2 separate regions of the Mus musculus genome follow, and region 2 is linked to region 1. A link is a contact called in ENCODE Hi-C or POLR2A ChIA-PET data. All regions are on one chromosome and are shown on one strand. The core of a region is the stretch at or near the end of the contact, and the rest is flanking DNA. Distances in the headings are between cores, read along the strand shown.

Region 1 (2,700 bases), core at 15-2,514:
TAATTGTAAAAATAGATAAACACTTGAAACATTTTCATATGAAACATATTACACATGAGATCTAGGAATTATTTCGAAATAATCTGGGAAATGGGAGCATAAATGAAACAAGTTGGCAGTTCCAGGAGATTATTGAAACAGGAGTTCCTCACCTCACTGCCTTCTTGTTTTGTATTTTGAGGACAAGGTTTTATGTAACCCAGGCTGGCCTGAGACTAGCACTATACCTGGCCAGATGTTCTATTTCAGCATTTTAAATTTTCAGTAAAAAAAAAAAATCAGTATAAGCAAAGTAAAAACAAACAAACAAACAAAGAAAAAAACCAATGGAGAACTGTGAGAAGGCAGGCGGAGTGTACGGCACCACCAGAGACTGCTAGCCAGAACAGTAAAAACAGGCCCTGCAGATCACCAAGAAAACCGATAAATACACTAGAAACATGAGCAAAATAATTGAAAATGCAATCCTCAGAAAACTCAGTGGTCAAAAACATGGGAGAGATGCCCATTTTCATTGGTGATTAATAAAGATTCAGGTTTAAAAACCAATAGTTCATTTTACCCCAGCTGTGCCTAGAAGACCACAGTGGCAGTTGGGTGTATATCCTGGTGTGAGTAAGTGTGTGTGTAACTGTATATGTGTGCATGTGGGTATAACTGTGTGATAACTGTGCTGTATATGTATAACTATGTGTGAGATTAACTGTGAATATGTGCATAATAACCATATGTATGGATGAATGTATGTGTATAACTGTGTGTGAATATGTGAGATAACCATGTGTGTATAATTGTATGTTTGTGAGAGATAACTATGTGATAGAACTGTGTGTATAAGTGTATGTGTATAACTCTGTGTGTGTGTGTGTGTGTGTGTGTGTGTGTGTTAAGATCCTTTGAACTAAAACAAAGGAACTGATGAGTGAGTATTAGACACAATAAGTCATACATGACTTGTGTTAAAGGATAAGACAGGGCTTCCTAGGGAATCATGTAGCAACCTGAGATTTGAGGCGCCTGATCCAAATGTCTTTATAACTAAATGTTTCCATCTCAGAACCGATGTGAATAAAATGGACCACCAAAATGACACAGGGTTGGAGGAAAACTTTGTCCTGTTCTCTGCTGAGGTCATTCTATTGATGGCCTCTACCATGGAGCCCTCTGGGCAGCTCATTACACACAAACTGTCCCAAGGTGAGAAGGAGAGGGCGGAGGCAGCTGTTCTCATAAGTCTTTAAATGAAACCGAAATGAAAGTTCACTTCCTCATTGTGGATGCTTCATGTGACAAGCTCCGATTTCTTTTTAGAGTCATTTCAAGCAGCCTCCTGCTGCCAGGGACATCTTTGGAGTGAGCACCACACTTCAGGATGACCATGAGGGCTCCTGGCCACGCTGCCATGTATGTACTGTCTGCTTCTTTTGTTTTCTTCATATATGGCCTTAAACATGCTCTATCTTTTCATCAGTCAGGCCGCTGGGATTTTAAATCTTTGCTTTCAGGAAGTAAGCTGAAAACAAAAATCATGCCGCCCATTCGCCTCTTGTTTTTCTGATTAGGGAGAGTCTGTTTGAGAGATTCTTGTTGGCTTAACTGTGTGATAACTGTGTTGTATGTGGATGCGGTGAGATTTAAACCTGGGCTCCTGTGAAGCATGAGCTGAAGGCTCACACCATTTAAAAAATTCAGTTTCAGCCGAGGAGTGGCGCTTCACCCCTTTAATCCCAGCACTCCGAAGGCAGAGGCAGGCAGATCTCTGAGTTTGAGGCCAGCTACAGCCAGGGATACACAGAGAAACACTATCTCAAAAAACTAAAATAATAATAACAACAACAAAAACAATAATAATAAATCCAGTTTCAGGCAACTACTGAATTTCTGTTAAATATAGGAACGGAGCGGGCATCAGCTGTGTTTTTTAGAGGCTGGGCCTCACCTCTTAAATTTGGCGGCCTTAGAACTCGATATGAAGACCAGGCTGGCCTCAAACTTACAGTGCTCCTCCTGCCTCACCTCTGCCTCCTGAGTGCTGGGATCACAAGCGTGGGCCACCACACCTGGTGAGAAGCCTGTTTGGGGTATCTCCTCTGAAACAGATATTTGATTTGTTGGGGAGAAATGTGAAAAAGGAAAATAACCCAAGGGTGTACAAATCTAAGAGCTGGGTTGTCCTTTAGCTTCTCTGAAGGCGAGCACGGTTATTTGAGAGAGAAGGTTGAGCTGCTTGGTTGTTTGTATTACTTTGGTGTTCACGCTCAGGCCAAGGGTCTCACCCATACTAGACGAGTGTCAGACGTGGCGCTGCATCCCCAGCCTTCTCTGTGTTGCCTGGACAGGCCTGGAACTCCCTGTTGACAGTCCTCCTGCGTTGGCTTCTGAAGATGGGACTATAGGTATCCACCATTGTACCTGGCTTAGTTTTGAAATTAAATTTTAACCAATTTAAGAGAGGAGAGTAACTATACATATTAATGAGGTGCTATGTAGTGTTGCCATACACCCCCCACCCCACCCACCCACACACTATGTTGTGGTGATTTAATTTTTTTATTATTTTTGGTTTTTCGAGACAGGGTTTCTCTGTGCAGTCCTGGCTGTCCTGGCGCTCACTCTGTAGACCAGGCTGGCCTCAAACTCAGAAATCCACCTGCCTCTGCCTCCCAAGTGATGGGATTTCAGGGATGTGCCACCACTGCC
Region 2 (2,700 bases), core at 50-2,549, 33 kb after region 1:
GCCTGGTCTACAAAGTGAGCTCCAGGACAACCAGGGCTATATAGAGAAACCCTGTCTCAAAAAAACAAAAACCAAACCAAACAAACAAACAAACAAGAATATGAAGCAGGGCTGGTGGTCCTTTGGACAGCCTGATGAAGGATCAGCAGTTTGACAACATCTTGGCTTAGCTACCGCCCACAATCTTGAAGGCCAGTACTGAAAATCACCATTTCAAAAATAAAACTTACTTTTGTTTTTAAATGAGACAAATTGCTCTCAAAGCTATCCACTGTCCCCAGGTGTGTGTGTGTGTGTGTGTGTGTGTGTGTGTGTGTGTGTGTGTGTATAATATATATACATGTGATATATATTGCATATATATTATACACACACACACACATCTGTAAGTTTAGTCTGGAGGATGGGAGCAAGAAGTTGGCAGGATGGCCATTCAAGACCAACCTTGGCTATATAGAATAATTCTCAAAAATAAAAATATTAGGGCGGGTGAGAAGGCTCAGCAGGTAAAAGTAATTGCTATCAAACCTGGCAGCTCCGTTAGATCCTGAGACAACCCCCCACCCCATGGTAGAAGAGAGAACCAACTTCAAGTCATTCTTTGACCCCCACTTATGCTGTGGTATGAGCATGTCCAAGTACTGTCCTCTAACCTCCAAATGAATGTAATAAGGCACACACACGCATACTAAAAATTAAAAACTATTTGTTCTTTTGGTTTGAGTTTGTTTTGTTTTGTTTTGTTTTTTTCCCAGAGTCAGGGTTTCTCTGTGTAGCCCTAGCTGTACTGGAACTCACTTTGCAGACCAGACTGGTCTTGACCACAGAAATCTGCCTGCCTCTGCTTCCCGGGTGCTGGGATTAAAGGCATGCACCGCCGCAGTTCAGCTTTGAAATCAATTAAACAGAAATAAAAACCTAAGTAAGCAGACTGGTAGACGACTGATTTCCTCAGAGGCATCGTTAACTGGATGTGGGGACTGTACAGCAACCGGAAAATCTAACAATCATCTAAAAGTGACAAAATCTAAAGCAGAAAACAGCAACACCGGGTGTGGGGACACCGGGGGTCTCTGGGGAGCCAGCTGTGTCGGGCAGGCTTTGTACCTTCAGCGACCTGACCCCGGTCAGGCCTTGGCCTGCTGGGGACGGCGCTGGAGCCTTGCTGCGAGCCTGGCTCCCGGCAGGCCTTGCGCAGCTTTTGGCGGGAATAGTGGTCTGGCCTGAGGTCAAAGGGTGCGCCACGTGCCAGTGACAGTTAAGGCGCATGCGCACTGCGCACGTGCTGACCGGAGCGCCGCACTTCAAGACTCTTGCCTGTCGCTGCCGGACGCTTCCCTCAGGCGGTGCGTAAAGTATGTTTATTTTCGGCTTGGTTCTCTTCATTTTTTATCATCCCTTAGTCACTTTTCTGTGGCCCTTCGCCCTCTCAGGTTCCTTACGGTCCAAACAGCAGACATTTGAGAGACTTTGTGTGCTTGTGTCCGAAGCGGGTCCTGAGGGGGCGACGAGGGCAGCTGGCAGTCGCCATGGGACTAACGGTTTCCAGCCGTGTCAGGTCTCTTATTTTGTGCGGACTTCTACGTGAATTCTCATGTTAACAGACGAAATAGAGACCAGGGTGCAAGGAAATTTAAGTCGGTTTACCAAGATAGTTGGGAACTCAGAGTCAGTCATTAAAAGAATCAGAAGGTGGGTGGAGTGTCGGCCACTGTGCTCTACATAGCGTAAGTCACAGGCCAGCCAGAGCTACATAGTGAGACCTTGTCTCAAAATATAAATTAAGATTTGAGAATAAATGGTGCATGATGGCACTGGGGGGTCGGGGGGAGGCCGAGGGATCAGAAGTTCAAGATGAGGCCGGGTGTAGTGGCTCACTCCTTTAGTCCCAGTACCAGCTAGGCAGGGACAGAGGCGGGTGGGTCTCGGAGGCCAGCCTAATCTACAGAGAGAGTTCCAGGACAGCAGAGCTACGTAGAGAGACCTGCCTTGAAAGAAAGAAAAACAAAGTCGAAATTCATTCTTGGCTACATGAGAAAAGAAATTTAAAAAAAAAAATAGTATTGTCTGCTGACCTTAAAAATGTTTTCGATACATATCAGGGAGGGGAATATATGTGAACATGCCATGGCATGTGTAGAAGTCAGAGGACAGCTTATGGGAATCAATTTGCTCCTTCTGCCTGCCATGTTGTTTCTACCAGCTAAGATCATCAGCCCAGAGGCAAGCTCCTTTACCAGCTCAACCATCTTGTGCCCTCCTGGCTTTCCCATTTATAGTTTCAGAGCAACAATGCATACTGAGCCTGATAAAGGAGTCATCTGATTTGACTTTTTTGATATAATTATTTTTAAATTATCAGGCACCATCCCCACCCCCAAAATACAAAAAAACAGAAAAGCAAAAAAGGTCTCAGACAGTCTTGCCTGGACTACAACTTTCTAACCAGCTAAGGATAAACTTGAAATACTGATCCTCTTGCCTGAGCATCTTAAATGTTAGGATTATAGGCATGTACCACACCCTGGAGCAATACATTGACCTCTTTTTTTTTTTTTTTTTTTTTTTTTTTTTGAGACAGGCTTTCTCTGTGTAGCCCCGCTGTCCTAGAACTCCCTCTGTAGACCAGGCTGGCTTCGAACTCATAGAGATCTACCTGCCTCTGCCTTCCTAGTGCCGGGATTAAAGGCATGTTCCACC

The links. A loop is a pair of places that touch in the nucleus more often than their neighbours do. ChIA-PET counts read pairs that join two places held with the same protein, here RNA polymerase II (POLR2A).
Region 2: a loop to region 1 is called in a map of left cerebral cortex, with 2.3 times the contacts of the local background. The contact joins the promoter of Hormad1 here to the promoter of Ctss in region 1. A Hi-C loop is called at or near these places in 4 of 37 maps with a recorded cell type or tissue (CH12.LX, gastrocnemius and left cerebral cortex). POLR2A ChIA-PET finds 5 or more read pairs at or near these places in 1 of 5 experiments (embryonic stem cell).

The regions. Positions count from the first base shown.
Region 1 is chr3:95,525,522-95,528,221 of GRCm38, forward strand. It overlaps Ctss (cathepsin S), which reads left to right and starts at 1,265. Exons shown (of 8, transcript NM_021281.3): 1 at 1,265-1,404. The coding sequence starts at 1,379.
Region 2 is chr3:95,558,378-95,561,077 of GRCm38, forward strand. Hormad1 (HORMA domain containing 1) reads left to right here and starts at 1,300. Exons shown (of 15, transcript NM_001289532.1): 1 at 1,300-1,355.